Regions from separate parts of the Homo sapiens genome. Here regions 2 and 3 are each linked to region 1. Evidence: chromatin loops called from intact Hi-C (ENCODE). Cell type or tissue: HCT116. All regions are shown on one strand. Each heading gives the region's core, and the rest is flanking DNA. Links, peaks and the distances in the headings are about the cores only.

Region 1 (5,940 bases), core at 610-5,609:
CTTTGTTCCGTTGCTGGTGAGGAGCTGCGTTCCTTTGGAGGAGGAGAGGTGCTCTGATTTTTAGAGTTATTCCAGTTTTTCTGCTCTGGTTTTTCCCCATCTTTGTGATTTTATCTACCTTTGCCTTTGATGATGGTGATGTACAGATGGGGTTTTGGTGTGGATGTCCTTTCTGTTTGTTTAGTTTTCCTTCTGACAGTTAGGACCCTCAGCTGCAGGTCTGTTGGAGTTTGCTGGAGGTCCACTCCAGACCTTGTTTGCCTGAGTATCAGCAGCAGTGGCTGCAGAACAGCGGGTATTGGTGAACCGCAAATGCTGCTGCCTGATCGTTCCTCTGGAAGTTTTGTCTCAGAGGAGTACCCGGCTGTGTGAGGTGTCAGTCTGCCCCTACTAGGGGGTGCCTCCCGGTTAGGCTACTTGGGGGTCAGGGACCCACTTTAGGAGGCAGTCTGCCCATTCTCAGATCTCAAGCTGTGTGCTGGGAGAACCACTACTCTCTTCAAAGCTGTCAGACAGGGACATTTAAGTCTGCAGAGGTTACTGCTGCCTTGTGTTTGTCTATGCCCTGCCCCAAGAGGTGGAGCCTACAGAGGCAGGCAGGCCTCCTTGAGCTGTGGTGGGCTCCACCCAGTTCGAGCTTGTTGGCAGCTTTGTTTACCTACTCAAGCCTCGGCAATGGCGGGCACCCCTCCCCCAGCCTTGCTGCCACCTTGCAGTTTGATCTCAGACTGCTGTGCTAGCAATGAGCGAGGCTCCATGGGCGTAGGACCCTCTGAGCCATGTGTGGGATATAATCTCCTGGTGTGCCATTTGTTAAGCCCAATGCCTCGCCCTGCTTCGGCTCACACAAGGTGTGCTGCACCCACTGTCCTGCACCCACTGTCCGGCACTCCCCAGTGAGATGAACCTGGTACCTCAGTTGGAAATGCAGAAATCACCCATCTTCTGCATTGCTCATGCTGGGAGCTGTAGACTGGAGCTGTTCCTATTCGGCCATTTTAATCACATTTCTAATAGAAATTGAATATTGGAGGATTTCTAGTGAACATGTGAGGGGAAGAAGATCAAAAGATCACTTTGCACTGGAAACATTTCACTGTGTTTGTGCTGTGGTTGGAGATTTCAGTAAGATGGGAGCTGAGCAGAGGCCTACTGTGTGTCCTGTGAGGCCACTGCACTGGAGGCGACCTCAGGTGTCACTTGGAATGCTGTCTCTTCTCCCTTAGCCAAGGCAGGTCCTGGAGACCTTCAGAGCCTGTTTTCTAATGCTGTGGCAAACAACTAAAATGTCGACATTTGACCTGTGTGCTCCCAAATGGACCATAAAAAGATGATTGCTTATTTTATTTAGTAATAAAAGTAATATTTTTAGGCCACCCCTCCACAAGAAAGCTTAGAAATTGCTTAAGTAGCTGAGAAGCTGGCCACAGCAGGTGTGCTGGTAAGTGTTTAACAACCAGCTCTCTGGGGGGGAAACTATGAGTGTGCATCTGTGCTTATTTACCTGATATAAAGAATGTGTAACACACAGTTTACAAATAATAATAATATATTCACTCATTTTTTGGGGGGGGTGCAGGTAGAAACTCACTCTGTTGCCCAGGCTGGAGTGCAGTGGTGCAATCATAGCTCACTGCAGCCTTAAACTCCTGGGCTCAAGCAATCCTCCTGCCCCAGCCTCCCAAGTAGCTGGGACCACAGGCACGTGACACCATGTCTGGCTAATGTTTTATGTTTTTGTAGAGAAGGAGGACTTGCACTGTTGCCCTAACTGGTCTTCAACTCCTAGGCTCAAATGATCCTGTTGCCTCAGCCTCCCAAAGCTCTGAGTTTACAGGTGTGAGCCACCATGCCCCGCCTCACTAATCTTTATTGCAAATGCCACCCACCTATAACTTCAGTATGACTTGGTATTTCCTGCAAACTCACAATCAGTTTTTCTAATTCTGTTACCAAGAATAGTGTCACCAAACCAGACTACAAATAAATGTTTGACTCCTATGTGAATCGCCAAAGATGTTACTCATAATACTGGTGAATGAATGGAGCTCTGACATGCTACACTGTGGGAGGCTGTGGCTCTGGGTGTGGTAGAGCTGGTTGCCATCATAAAGAAAAGCTCAAGTGAATGGGGGGAGAGCAGGTAGAACTGGAACCCATGAGGACAGAGTTCTGTCCTACCTGCCTCCCACTGCAGTGATGTGGGGACCTGCAGGAGGAGTTAGTCCCACTCACACCTGGCCCAGGTCTCAGAGATACTGAGGGAGAATCTGGAGGAGCTGCCGACCGGCTGCTTCTCTGAGCCGCTGGTGCAAGCCAGCAGACCATCGACAACGTGTATGAGCTGCGACAGCCCCTGGTGTTGCCGGGACCCACAGTGCATTTTGGCTGACGCTTCCTATCTGCCCTCCAAATCTCACCTAAACCTCTCCTGCAGTCCTCATTTGGAATCATACAGGGAGGGAAGTCTGGAAAACAAAGTTCTAGCCTAGTTAAGTTGACTTGATGGAACGCCACCATGCTTGCTTGATGCTTCTGTGCTAGGTGGGGATCTCCTCACCCTGTTGTTCCAGGTTTCTTTGCCTCTGCATGGAAAGCTGTTTTTCAACCATGGGACCTGGAAAACTCCTGTAGTATATTCAAACCCTGCAAAGATCTCACTCGCTCTGAGAAAAGCTCCCGGACCCTTCCCCTCCAGGACTAGTTCTGTACCTTGTACTCAATGACTGTGTCTACTGCACATGCTAAATGTTCAAGGACAGAGTCACTAATGGTTAGAACAACTGAGCCAAGCTGTGCCCATCGCATAGGTGAAGAACTGGAGGAGCAGAGTGGTTGAGTAGCTTGCCAAGATCACACAGTGACAATTGGTAGGAAAGCTGTAATTTGAACCCGGTCTGTGACTCCTCTTTTAATTATAACCCACGGTGACTAGAAAGTCAAGGGAGATTTGGCTCCTGCCCATAAGAAACTCCAATTAGTGGAGGGGAAAGAGGTGGTTAAGGTAGTAAGTAGCTGGTCAGTTGTGCTATGTCTGAGACTGACAATAGGAGCAGAATGTGGAGTAGACCCTGGATAAGGGGGTCCAGGGTAGGAATGAGGTTGTTTCCCGCCTTCCGCCTTCCGCCTTCCACTTCCCGCAGCGGTAGCCTCAGCCTTCTAGGAATGGCTTCTCCCCAGCTGGAGGAAGGGACTAGAAGGCAGCAGTTATCTATGCTGCTTGCCGCGCCACTGTCACAAAGACTCTGGAGCTAGCCTGAGAACTGGGGTCACAGCAGTGTGCTCAGCCTACCTCCAGGGCCTCCTGGGTCTGGCCAGTAGGAAGATGAGGTCCGCGTTGTTGTCTGTCAGCAGCTGGGATCATACAAAGGAGCATTAGCCTGGGAGCTAGGGAGTGAGGTTCTAGCTGCCTGCTCGCTGTGTAGTCTCCAGCAAGTCCTACCCCTCTTGGGGTCTTTGGTTTCCTTATCTGGAAAACAAGGGGCCTGGGATGGGTGGCCAAGGCTCCTCCTTCCCTCAATCGCCTGGGAATCTTGGCAGTTATTTGGATTTGGCATTTCTCATGTAATTCCACCAGAGGGCGCCAAATACTAGCTCTTACCAACTTGGTTCCTGAAGCGGGTGTCTGCTGGGGAGGGCGCAGAGGAGGTGGAGTGTGAGTTGAGTGTGATAGTGTGGAAGCAATTAGCAATTAAGTGTATGTGAGTGAGTGTGTGTGTGTGTGTGTGTGTGTGTGTAGCACCAAAGCTCCTGTAACCGCCTATATCTCCCACCACCACCCTCTGCCTGCTGGCTGCATCTTCAGCCACTTGAATTCTCCTTTCTTAGCCTCCACGCCCTACCAGAGAGGCCTGGCCTCAGGGCCTTTGTCCTTGCTGTCCCTTTAGCTTGGAACACGCATCCCTAAGGCATCCACAGGGCCCTCCCTCACTTCTTCTTCATGAGGCATTCCTAACCAACCTACATAAAATAGCCACCCCCAAACTCATTCTAAGCTTTAGTTAAAAACATTAAAGAAAACTGTGGTAAAATATACCATAACATAAAAAGTACTATTTTAACCATTAATTTTTAAAATAAGAATATAGTTAAATACATATAACATAAAATTTCCCATCTTAGCTATTTTTAAGTGCATAGTTCAGTAGTGTAGCGTACATTCACATTGCTGTGCAATCAGTCTGCAGGGCTCTCTTTTTCTGGCAAAACTGGAGCTCTGTACCTACTTAACAATAACTCTTCATTTCCTCCACTCCTCTACTTTCTGTCTGTAAGAATTTGACTACATCAGGTATCTCATGTAAGTGGAATTATACAGTATTTATCTTCTTGTGACTGGCTTATTTCACTCAGCATAATGTCCTTCCAGTAGCGATAAACCCTTATGCTAGCATGTGCCAGAATTTCCTTCCTTTTTAAGGCTGAATAATATCCCACTGTGTGCCTGTACCATGTTGTGTTGACCCACTCATCGATGGACACTTTGGTTGCTTCTGTCTTTTGGCTGTTGTGAATAATGCTACCATAAATAGGGATGTACAAATACCTGTTTGAACTCCTGATTTCAATTATTGTTATTATTATTTTTTGAGACAAGGTCTTAGTCTGTTGCCCAGCCTGGATTGCAGTGGCACAATTTCAACTCACTGAAGCCTTGACCTCCCAAGCCCTAAGCAATCCTCCCAATTCAGCTTCCTGAGTAGCTGGGACTCCAGACTTGCACCACCACGTCCAGTTAATTTTATTTTTTTTTGTGGAGACAGGGTTTTGCTATGTTGCCCAGACTGGTCTGGAACTCCTGAGCTCAAATGATCCCCCTGTCTTGGCCTCCCAAAGTGCTGAGATCACAGGTGTGAGCTATCACACCTGGCCCCTGCTTTCAATTCTTGTTCCATGCTTTTATATTTTATTTTATTTTATTTATTTTGAGATAGGGTCTCGCTCTGTTGCCCAGGCTGGAGGGCAGTGTCCATGCTTTATTTTTTCTGCAGAGCACTAATTACCAACCAACTGCCCTCCTCCTGCCCACAACTAGAGATGCAAATGATTTCTATTTGGTAGAAAGATAACCCTAAAGGTTATAATTGTATTGCCTTAAGGACATTAGCCAGTTTTGTTTTATTTTATTTTATTGTTGAGACGGAGTCTCGCTCTGTCACCCAGGCTGTAGTGCAGTGGTGCAATCTCGGCTCACTGCAACCTCCGCTTCCTGGGTTCAAGCGATTCTCATGCCTCAGTCTCCCATGTTGCTGGGATTACAGATGCCCACCACTATGCCTAATTTTTGTGTTTTTGGTAGAGGTGGGGTTTCACCACGTTGGCCAGGCTGGTTTCAATCTCCTGACCTCAGATGATCCACCCGCCTCGGCTTCCCAAAGTTCTGGGATTACAGGTGTGAGCCACCATGCCCAGTCGCAACCGGTTTTACTTCAAACCTAGTAATTTTATTCTAACATTCTTTTAAAAATGTCTATAAATACTTAGGTCCTCCAAATACTTTTTGGACCAGCTTTACCATCTTACTTGTTTCATCATTAATGATTAATAAATCTCTGATATGTGTTCATTCCATCTTTGTTATGGGAGTTATGTTTTTTAACTTTTAAAAAAGTATGCATTGGCATCTAGAAGTTTTTCCCAGGGGCTAAAATCTGCTTTTGGATGAAATTCAGTACATCAGTAGTTTAGGACTTCGGGTGTTTGGGGGCGACCTGCACTAAGCCATGCAAGTGCGTGCGGAGCCTCTTGAGTTGTGGCTCCCGTTGGTGTACCCAGGGGGTCTGGAAATTCCAGGAAGCTTATGAGGACCTGGATCTGCTGGGCCCCAGGAACGGCCAGTACTTCCTCAGCAACCACTATGCGCCATGCACATTCTGAAAGCTTTCTATGTGTTAGCTTATCCTCACACGGTCTCCCTGAGATAAACACTAGTTTGCAGAT
Region 2 (5,940 bases), core at 469-5,468, 500 kb after region 1:
TAGAGTATGACATATGGTAGATGCTCAATAAATATTTGATCAGTGAATGAATAAATGAATGACGTATTGCTGAAGTAGACTGAATTGAAAGTTAATAAAATGGATGAGGTCAAGGAAATCTTTGGAAATTCTTAGAAAACTTCAATAGGTGACTTTGATTTGTGTTTAGGAATACATATTTCACATCTTCCCTTGTGGAAAGCAAATTAATAGGTATACTCAGGAGATTACTATTGCATGGGATATGATCATATTCAGGAAACATCTTTCACTACTTCCCGCCTTAGAGAAAATGAATTTACATAATATGTAAATGTCTATATTACATTCTAATTAACAATATTCTATTTTGAGGATTTTACCAGACTACCACTTGAAAATGTTTCATGTGAGATTATGTAATATCACCTATGATGTAGTCTAGCTAAACGTTTAACTTGAATACCTTGAGCTGTTAGTTCTTGTAGTTTATAGGAAACACAAAGGATATAACAGTAAACTAAATGGTACCACAAGGAAACAGCCAGACAGATTGAGAAGATGGGACATTATGTAGGACAATTGGCCAGTTTATTTAACAAGTCAGTGAGGTTTAGAAGGACAAAAAGGAATTCTGCTAGATTAGAAGAGGAAGCCTGGATCACATTGTTGTTTGGAGAAAGCAATTGTAAAAGAATTCTGTGACTATTGAAGTTATTAGACTATGGACTAGGTATGAGAAAAATGAAAATTTACTGATGTGGAAAGATGTAGATCATCAGTGAGTAAAGCAGAATATAAAACATTATGTGCAATAGAATTTTGACAAAAATATCATTTATGTTTATAAACATATAAAAAAGACCTGAAAGGATGTGTAATAAGCTTTTAAAGGGCTACTGTCTGGTTTGTGGGAACATGATATTTTCATTTTCTTATTCTTGTTTATCTGTATTTTCTAGCTTCTACAATGCCTTTGTATTTCTTTGAAATATTAAAAGGTTTTTTTTGTTTAAAAAATTAAAACGAAAAGAAACTGGAAATGACGTTTAGAAAGAATACATTTATTCTAAACACTACAAGAGAATGAAATAACTTCCTGTTTTAGTTTGCTACAGCTACTGTAACAAAGTGCCACAAACCAAGCAGCTTAAACAACAGAAATTTGTCTCACAGTTCTGGAGGCCAGAAGTTTGAGATCTAGCTGTCAGCAGGTTTTTCTGCTGAGGGTGTGAGGAAGACTCTGTTCCATGCCTCTCTTGAGCTTTGGTGGTGTGTGGCATCACCCGGATCTCTGCCTTCCTCATCACATGGCGTTCTCCCTGTGCGCGTGTCCGTGCCCAAATTCCCCCTTGTTATAAGGACACCAGTCACATTGGATTAGGGATCCTCCCCACTTCTGTATGACCTCGTCTTAACCAGTTACATCTCCAAGTCCCTATTTCCAAATAAGGCCACATTTCGAGGCATTGGGGGTTAGGACTTCAACATATGACTTTTAGAGGGGACATAGGGGACACAATTCAACTCATAAGAGTTCCCAAGAGATGAGTCCTCATGATTTAAAAGTGTATAAACTTCCCTACACAAGGGAATGAAGCCTACAGTCCATAAGCTGCTTTCTCTCTCTCATAATCAACACGAAATGCTTTTTTTTTTTTGAAGACAGGGATCTTGCTGATTGCCCAGGCTGGATTGCAGGGGTGTGATATTGGCTCACTGTAACCTCTGCCTCCTGGGCTCAAGTGATCCCTCCACTTAAACCTCCCTAGTAGCTGGGACCACAGGCGTGCACCACCACGCCCGGCTAATTTTTGTATTTTAGTGGAGACGGGGTTTCACAGTGTTGGCCAGGTTGGTCTTGAACTCCTGGCCTCAGGTGATCTGCTTGCCTTGGCCTCTCAAAGTGCTGGGATTACAGGCGTCAGCCACCTCGCCCAGGCATAATTTTTTACTTTTTGTAGAGATGGGGTTCCGCCATCTTGCCTAGGCTGGTCTCAACCAAAATGCTATTCTTAATGGACTTTTCTCTTGACCTGTAAGCAGTGCACAATGAAGAACTAATAAAAATATCCTCACTTTAAGAAATAACTAAGCTGTAGTAACACCTTCAGAGATCTGTATGTTTTATTTGAATTTGAACTCAGATAACCACAGGCTAAAACATTTAATAAAACTGCTACCACTTCTGATGAAATAAATAGAGAAGGGTAAAGAAAAATATCTCTTACTGAGAAAAAGCTTTTGGAGAATTAGTGTTGGTCTCATAAACAGTTTTTACTTATGTAAGACCCAGAAATGAGGATTCTGTATCAAAATACAAGTTTTCTCTTTCTAGATGCAGCAAACAGTGCCACGGAATAAACTGTGGTCTGGTTAATGTTTAAATCTGGCTCCCTCTACTGGAGGATGTGAGTTTTCTCCTTTCTTTTTAACTGGAGGTCCAAAAAGCATACACTGTACAGGATAGGGGTTCACAGCTCAGGGGTTTCCATTCTTCACTACATATATAGACATTGCCTCATTGACTGGCTTGTGGTTTGTAATAAGAAAAAATGTGTAAATCTCACTGTTGATAAGTCAGCCACCACATCCCTGCTACCTTCTACTTCAGAGATAAAATTTAACTCAGATCTTAAGACAAATAAGAACATGAACTTGACATTCAATCTTCCCCATGTTGGGACATAGACTGCTGATCTGAATTTAGGCTTTTAGAGCTAGAATAAATCCCGAGAGATCCTACAATCCAATTCTTCATTTTCCTGATGAGAAAATATATGTGCAGAGAGAGGAAGTGATTTCCTCAAATTATGCAATGTCGAGATCTTCAATGTGAATATAATCACAAATTGCACACGATGTACTTCTCTAACGTTTTATAGCATTTAGGGCATCAACTCAAGTTAATAAATATTTCTAGATTGCCTACTGTGTGTCAGACACGAAGAGATATACAAAGATGTGTGAGATGTGATTTTTGCTCCTTCAAGAGCTTATTGTTAATTAAATTATATGAAGGATAATTCCAGGTGCTGCCAGGTCTGCAACTCCAAATGGCCAATTAAATGATATTTCCCACATTAATAAGTACTGATTCTTGACAGATGATTGATCATTTCTTTGCACAGCCAATCTTCTTGATTAGGTCTTGGTGCCAATAGAGCTGCTTTGGGGTTTGATTGTTTTTCTGAACTGGAAATTGGTGACTTTGAATGGAGTTGGGGAGTGATATGTGTGTTGGGGTAGAGTTTCAAATTTTTGTTTTTATTGCTCCTGTATAAATGACTTTGGATCATTCCTGGTAAATGACTTAAAGTTGCTTTTGAATAGAAATGTCCAAACACATCTGAGTATCTGGTTCTATTTTTGTTGGTCCAGCTGTCCCAGCCTTAAACCCATCTCGCAGTGCTAAGATGCCCACGCAAATCTTTTGCGATCAACTCGGTGCATTACTTTTATCTGCCCACGGTAGTAACACGATCCTTATATGCCTGTATGTGAATACGGACAACTAGTAAGGATAGAGAGAGAAAGAGAGAGAGAGGGGGAGACCCTAAAGCCATTGTGACTTTATTGTTTGAACCACTCTATGCTTATTCAGCTCTGCCGTTTGCCAGCTGTGTCACCTTGAGAAAGTTACTTAACCTCTTTGTGCCTCACATACCTCATAGGTAGTTGTGATGATTAATGTATTAATATACATGAAGCATTTAGAACAGATTCTAGTACATAATAAGCATGTATATGACTTCATTGACATTATTACTTGATTTGTACGTGCAAGGAAAACTAATATGGTGTTTATAAATTCAAAAAAGTTTCAAAAGGTGATTTACAAAATGGGAGCCATCTAGATTAATACTATTTCATGCTGGCTCTGGACACAGATGCAGGGGGAGTTATTCTCTGGGGAAAGTGAGCCTTTTCAGTAACCACAGGCAGCAGGGTGAGAAATCTTAGTTCTAAACCAATGAAGTAAATGCTGGGATCCCCTACTGTTCTCATATATTCTGCATAGAAGATATGAAAGTATTATGGAAATGATTTTAAGTACATGAAGAGAGAGAAAAGAATCCTAGTGTTGAAAGTCTAAGAATATGTATTTGAGCACACTACATTTCTCTTCCTCCTGAAACATCTTTAGAAATCATAGCCTTTTTAAATTTAAAATTCATTGGTGATTCTTAGATTTTAGCATCAAAGTGAGGACTAAGCTCTGATTTTTCTCTTGCTCAAATTCCTACCTAAGGGGTCTAGGGAGTCATGCCCTATGAACCATAAATTCTTGTCAGATGGGTTTTATTTGACCCTATATATTGTGACTGACTTTTCAGTCTGACTTTGGCATAACGTTATGAGACGAGGAAAAATATTTAACCCCAAAATACATTTCCTTGCCATATCTTGAAGTTGCCCTGCAAAGTCTCTTGTGGGGAAAAATCCACATTCTCTGGAGAATCCCCTTCCCCCTTTGTTTTCCTCCCTTCTTTCCAGATCCAGGAGATAATTAACTAAGAGGCTGGCACCCTTTTAAGTCCCATAAGAAACATTTTACAACCTACTGTCTCTCTAAAGTCTGCTGAGAAATTCCTCTGCACACTAAAACTTGGTCCCCACAATCCTTTATCTTAACCTGAACATTCCTTTCCATTAATCCCAGGTCTTCAGATAAACTCCACCAATTGTCAACCACAAAATGTTCAAATTTACCTATAGCCTGGAATCCCCCGCTTTGAGTTGTCCCACCTTTCTGAACCAAACCAATGTCGTGCTTAAATGTATTTGATTGATGTCTCATGCCTCTCTAAAATATATAAAACCAAGCTGTATCCTAACCACCTTGGGCACATGTTCTCAGGACCTCCTGAGGGCTGTGTCACAGGACATGGTCACTCATATTTGGCTCAGAATAAATCTCTTCAAATATTTTACAGAGTTTACTCTATCAATAAAAGAAAAGGTACAATTGCAACAAAAGAATTCTGTGTTCTTAATATTCCTGATTAAGCAGCTGCTCTGCTCAGCACCTCTCGGAAGATTTTGTACAATATGAAATACCTTCCAGAGCTGAGCATCATTCTGAGCTTCAGCATTACCTCATTTTCATCAAGATAGATGTAAACGTGATTATTTTAAATGACTAGAGCATTTCCAAGCATTTAGCTTTTAAAACTCAGATGAGACTTAATCAACTGTTTTCCCATTTTATATCACCAACGTCTCTTATTCTGCATAGCTCAGAAGTCAAGCTGAGCTTGAATTAAAATCCAGTTTTCCAGGCTGTTACTGAAAGATAAAAAGACTAATTGGTTTACAGCTTCTTCAAAGCCTGTATACCATAGGTTGAGTTTCTGATGTTTAATCATTTATGTTACTGTATAGTGTCTATCCTATTACTGACAAACCCAAACCTTCTATGGGTTGTTTTCTCTTAGTGCCTGTGATCTCACCACAGCAAATCACCATTTCACCATAAGCATCTTTTTATTATTAGTTGGAGATCCCATACTATGCCACTAGTTGCTGCAAATCCGTTAGGCATTAATGACATATACTCCATAGCCATTCTGCTGTGAGTTAGCAATGAATAAATCCATTAAAATGAAGGGTTGCTGAACTTCCTGCATTACTGTGTGAGGAGCTCTGCCAGCTTGCTCCACAGAGAAACTGGTGAAAATTATTAAAAGCAAACTAACTCAAAGCCTCTGGAAATGATCCTAAAGGCATACAGCAAATGAAGAAATAATCCCAGCACTTTGGGAAGCCGAGGCGGGTGGATCATGAGGTCAGGAGATCGAGAGCATCCTGGCTAACTTGGTGAAACCCCATCACTACTAAAAATACAAAAAAATTAGCCAGGCGTGGTGGAGGGCGCCTGTAGTGCCAGCTACTCAGGAGGCTGAGGCAGGAAAATGGCAGGAATCCGGGAGGCAGAGGTTGCAGTGAGCCGAGATTGTG
Region 3 (5,940 bases), core at 469-5,468, 460 kb after region 1:
GGCACAGGCTTGTTCCTGCTGGTTCCAGATAATGACTTAAATCACTGTTGGCTGTCAGTAAGTCCGGGTTGGTGGATTGACATTGATGTAGTCCAGCTCTGCTTCCAGAACCAGGGGGATCTGTTTGTAAACCAGGATACCTCTTCCCCAAGACAATGCCTAGAAATAATGCCTCTGTTGTTTTTCTGACCTCTTGCTTCCTGGAGTTTCTCTGAAGGGCATTTCTCTTAATGGACTTGTTCTTTTTGCTACAGCTAATATCTAGAGGAATATCCATGTTGATTTCCCATATTTTTATTCTCAAAAGACCACCTTATTTCAAATTTGGGGAGCACATAATGTACTCTCTATCACTTAAAAATTGATTGTTGCCCTGTTTTTTGGATTTTTTTTTTAAGGGGGTGAGGGAAGGAGAAGGCAATCACAAAGAGTTGGTGAGTAATTGGCTGAAAGTCATCATTCAATATTATAAAAGTTTCCATTTTGTTCCACAATGCCTTTTTAGAAAGATAACTGAATGTTTTAATCTTTCACCTGTATTTACTTTGCATACTCAGTGTAGTTAATCTATATCTCTTTATATTCTAATTTTATTTTTATTGATTTAAATATTCAATGAATGTTTCTCATTGCCTACTTTGTATCAGACTCTGTGCTGGGAGGTGATAATAAGGAGAGGCAAAAGGGCTCAATTAGGAGGGATAGGTTTCTATCTGCTTTACACGAGTGGAGAGATACCCAAAAGCTGACCTGCAGGACAGTTCTACCCAAAGCAACTCTCCAGTGTTCTGCTGGGGTTCCTGATAAGCATATCATTTGAGTCATAACTTTGAGTAGGAAGAGGGTAGGGAAGCAAGTTCACTGTTGTCTATTAACACAAACATATTTTAAGATTATGGAATATTTTCATTATCTAAAATACTCTTCAAACATCCATCTACTCATTACCCAGTTATAATGTAAGTTAATATTTTTACTATACATGCTTCAATGTTTTTAAAGAAATGGTTTATCATGATTTATATGGCCATTCAATATATCCATTTTCTTGCAGGACATTAGCTTCCAAATTTTCACTATTACAAATAAGGCCACAGTAACTGTCATTATACACATCTCCTTGAATATATATGTAAGAGTTTCTTTATACACCATAAATATTACAATTATAAATCACCAATTCGCAATAACATTTTTTAAAAAAGAGTTTTCTTTATACTCAGAATTGTTGGGTAATAAGACATATGCACCTTCAATTTTGCAAGATATTGCCACTAGTTTTGCTTGAACATATTTATTGTTTCATATCCTTATAAATAGGGATTTTTAATTTTTATCAATCTAATAGATATTACATGGCATTTCATTGTTGTTTTACTTTGCATTTCACTAATTACTAAATTTGATTTGCAAGAGTTTTAAAGGCTGGGCACAGTGGCTCAGGCCTATAATCCCAGCATTTTGGGAGACCAAGGCAGGTGGATCTCTTGAGGCCAGGAGTTCAAGACCAGCCTGGCCAACATGACAAAACCCCATCTCTACTAAAAATACAAAAATTACTTGGGCCTGGTGATGCATGCCTGTAGTTCCAGCTACTTGGAAGGTTGAGGCAGGAGAATTGCTTGAACCTGGGAGGCAGAGGTTGCAGTGAGCCATGATTGTGCCACTGCACTCCAGCCTGGGGATGACAGAGTGAGATTTTGTCTAAAAAGAAAAAAAAAAGAGTTTTAAAAAATTAATTCTGTTATTAATCCTCTTTTGGTTAGATTTATTTTATTGATCCTCTTTTGGTTAGATTTATTTCATTTTATTTTACTATTTTTTTGAGATGGAGTCTTGCGCTGTCTCCCAGGCTAGAGTGCAATGGCGCAGTTTTGGCTCACTGCAACCTCCGCCTCCTGGGTTCAAGTGATTCCCCTGCCTCAGCCTCCCAAGTAGCTGGGACTACAGGCACCCGCCAGCACGCCTGGCTAATTTTTGTATTTTTAGTAGAGACGGGGTTTCACCATGTTGGCCAGGCTGGTCTCAAACTCCTGACCTCAAGTGATCCACCTGCCTTGGCCTCCCAAAGTGTTGGGATTACAGGCATGAGCCACTGCACCCAGCCTTTTGGTTAGATTTATAATAAACATCTTCTTCCAGTCTATGACTTTTCTGAAAACTTTGTTTATAGTATCTTTTGATCAACAGAAGTTTTAATTTACAATTTAGTCAAGACCTAAATATGAAATGTCAAATTCTAAAATTTTAGAAATTTCATATATAATGCATACATATATACGTAATATACATGTAATTATATATGCTTATATGTAATATTTTTATAAGACTAAAGGTTTAGCCCAGCATCACGTGACTCACTCTTTCCTCACTAACTTGTAAGGCCATTTCCATCATACACCAAATTCCTATATTTAAGCAGTTCTGCTTCTAGGCTTTACATTTTCTCAATTGGTCTATTTTTATACTGACTCTCTTTGGCACTTCATAGAGTCATATGACTATTAGGATTTGTTTGTCAAGTTCTACAAAACACCTTATTGGTGTTTAGATTGGAAGTGCTTTAAATTTTTTGGATGGAATAATTGCTATCATTATATCCACCATTCCACACGTACATAAATTATTTTACGTTTTTCCACAACATTTTGTATTTTCCCCATAAATGACTTGTATATCTTCTGTTACATGTATTCTTATAGGAAACAGATATTTTGTTGCAAGTATAAATGGGATTTTCCTCCTTTGATTATGCTTTCTAATTTCTTGTTGCAGGTATATGGCTATGCTATTTTTGTATATTGATCTTTTATCCAACAACCTTGCTGAAACTTGCCTATTGTTATAATTTGTAGATTCTCTTGTATTTTTAAAAATGTAAACAACTTTGTCATCCATGGAAGATGATGATTTTGTTTCCTTTATTCCAATTATGCTATTTGCTAATGTTGATTTTGCTTGTCTTTCTTGTTTTACTGCATTTTCTAGGCTCTCTAGTGCATTATTGAATAGAAATGCTAATGGAGGACTTCTGTGACTGGGACTATTTCAGGGGGAGAATTTTCATGAGCTTAGTTTTTATTCTTCTTTATTGTGTTCTTCTCATAGTAATGTTGCCTTGTTCTGTTCATTTAAAGTATGATGGATTTTCCTGGACTAGCAGCAATCATAGATAATTCTATCCAGGAGGAATGAAAACTTTGGGCAGTTTGCTCAATATCCTAGTTCAAGAGTGCCCTCTTCAGTTCTAACAGTGAAGTGAGGCTTATTTAATTAATGACACGTTTCTGGGGTGGTGAAACATAGGAGGGAGTGATGTTTACTGATAATCGTGATACTACCTTACAGCCCTAGGATCCTTATTTTCTTGTGTTTTATTTCTCATTTTTCTTTACCTTCTAGTTGTACTGCTCCTTCCCAGAAGCAGTGTCTTCCCAAGACTATAACTGTGGTCCTGGATACTTCCTTGAAAAGTCATGCTTCAGATCTTCTGGTCTTAGACTTGTTCTTACGATTTCCTCATCAGGGAAGGGCGTTCTCCTTCTGTGGGTGCTGTCCTCTGTGTTTCACCCCTGCTAGAGACTTGCCACCTCTCCTGTCTTCCATATAATCCCTGCCTGATTCTGTTTCAGCATGGGCTCTGATTTGGCTCTACGGATTCTGGACTGTTCTACCTACATGTAAATCCAAGTTTGTGGTATTCCCTATCCTTCACTATGCTCTACCTCTGGGCAATTGTGAAGTTTTATTTGCTTTACTGTTGACCTGTATGGTTTTGGAGGATGTATGTAGAGATTTGGATTTAAGGAACCAAAGGGTTGAGAAATGTGTGTTACAATCTTCCTGCATAAATGTGGATTTGTCATTTTATTTCTGTGATTCTGGTCTATTTTTGTCTTACGTATTTGTATTGGGCTGTTCTTGCATTGCTATAAAGAAATCCCTGAGACTGGGTAATTTACAAAGAAAAGAGGTTTAATTGGCTCACAGTTCTACAGGCTTTATAGGAAACATGGTGCTGGCATCTGCTCAGCTTCTAGGGAGTCCTCAGACAGCTTTTACTCATGGCAGAAGGTGAAGGGGGAGCAGGCACATCGCATGGCAGAAGCAGGAGCAAGAAAGAGAGTTGGGGGGCAGGAGCTACACACTTTTATATGACCAGATAGTGCGAGAACTCACTCACTATTATGACGATGGCACCAGGCCATGAGGGATCTGCCTCCATGACCCAAACACCTCCCCCCAGGCCTCACCTCCAGTATTGGGAATTACAATTCAACATGAGATTTGGGCAGGGACAAATATCCAAACAGTGTCAATATTCTATATGTTGTTAGGTTTATTGACATAAGATTGTTATATACTTTCTTGGTGACTTGCTCTTTTAATCAGTAGATAATGATCTTTGTAACTAGTAATTTTTGCTCAAAGTCTCTTACATAGGATGTTATTATAAGAATTCAATTTCCTTTGGTTAATATTTGCTATTGTTGACCAAAAGATCACCAGGATGGCTAAATAGTAGAAAGGAGAGCTTTATTGGAGATATTGGTTTGGAAGCTGGGAAGAGAAAGTCTCCAGCATGGACGAGGGGAAGCACAGTTTGGGTTTTATGCCTCACAGGGCCTGAATCATGCATATTCAGGAGGTTCGGGGGGAAAAGCTATACGTATTTATGAGGGAGCTGTGCGCATATGTAATGGATAAATATGCATATGACATACATCCTACGTTCACTTTGGGACTGGGTTTTAACATTAAAATGAGGTGGAATTTGGCTTTATCAAAGGGTGAACTTTAGGACACAAAGACAGTTTATGCACAGCCTCTATCAGCTGGCTGAAACTGTTTAAAGGTCTGCAATTGCTTATCAGAGAAGAAAGTTTGTAAGGCCAGTCCTTTATCCAATTAGAGTCATAGTGGTTTGGATCGTAAGTCAGAATTAGGACAATTGGCCTGATATCTCCTATTGTTAGGATATTTAGTGAGAATTTAGAAATTTGCCATGCCAAACCATCCCTGAATCCCCAACCCATAGGTAACTTTTTGTTTTTTTTTTAACCTTAGGTTCTGTCTTAGTTGATAAAGGGGCATCTATTTTGGTCTCTCACATCACACTGTATATACTTTTATATATTTTTGTTTGTTTTGGTTTATTTTTTATTATTTTATGTTTAATTTTTGTGGGTACATAGTAGGTGTATGTATTTATAGAATACATGAGATTTTGGTACAGGCATGCAATGCATAATAATCACATCATGAAAAACTGGGTATCCATCCTCTCAAGCATTTATCCTTTGTGTTACAAACAATCCAATTATACTCTTTTAGTTATTTTAAAGTGTACAATTAAATTACTATTGACTATAGTCCCCACGTTGTGCTATTAAATACTAGGTCTTACTCATTCTCTCTATTATTTTTTGTACCCATTCACCATCCCACCTCCCCACTATGCCATCCCTTCCCTGCCCTGACTATCCTTCCCATCCTCTGGTAACCATCCTTCTACTCCCTATGTCCATGAGTTCAGTTGTTTTGGTTTGTAGATCCCTCAAACACGGTGAGAACATGTGATATTTGTTTTTTTTGTGCCTGGCTTATTTCACTTAACATAGTGATCTCCTGTTCTATCAATGTTGTTGCAAAAGACAGAATCTCATTCTTTTTAATGGCTGAATAGTGGTTCATTGTCTATAAGTACCACATTTTCTCTATCCATTCACCTGTTGATGAATTCTTAGGTTACTTCCAAATCTTGGCTATTGTGAACAGTGCTGCAACAAACTTGGGAGTGCAGGTATTTCTTTGATATACTGATTTCCTTTGTTTTGCATATATACCCAGCAGTGGGATTGCTGCATCATATGATAGCTCAATTGTTAGCTTTTTGAGGAACCTCCAAACTGTTCTCCATAGTGGTTGTACTAATTTACA

What was found. Peaks named below come from ENCODE experiments on the same cell type or tissue, not always from the same donor. Only the 100,000 strongest peaks of a DNase experiment are listed, where the experiment ranks them.
Region 2: it touches region 1 in a loop (6-fold over the local background); 54 of 110 quality-filtered maps call a loop at or near these places.
Region 3: it touches region 1 in a loop (10-fold over the local background); 75 of 110 quality-filtered maps call a loop at or near these places.

The regions. Positions count from the first base shown.
Region 1 is chr9:69,418,791-69,424,730 of GRCh38, forward strand. LOC124902177 (a long non-coding RNA gene) reads right to left here and starts at 3,725. Exons shown (of 2, transcript XR_007061568.1): 1 at 3,293-3,725. RefSeq lists a silencer at 3,683-3,977. In HCT116, for the core only: a CTCF peak has its summit at 3,577 (motif pointing right); a DNase peak (open chromatin) is centred at 3,591.
Region 2 is chr9:69,917,282-69,923,221 of GRCh38, forward strand. No RefSeq gene overlaps it. Among named protein-coding and RNA genes, the nearest start is that of CFAP95, 99 kb to the left of the region's middle. In HCT116, for the core only: a CTCF peak has its summit at 2,384 (motif pointing left); a DNase peak (open chromatin) is centred at 2,370; H3K27me3 peaks cover 1,950 bases.
Region 3 is chr9:69,874,828-69,880,767 of GRCh38, forward strand. The region is part of intron 4 of CFAP95 (cilia and flagella associated protein 95); the gene reads left to right. Among named protein-coding and RNA genes, the nearest start is that of CFAP95, 57 kb to the left of the region's middle. In HCT116, for the core only: a CTCF peak has its summit at 3,253 (motif pointing left); a DNase peak (open chromatin) is centred at 3,239.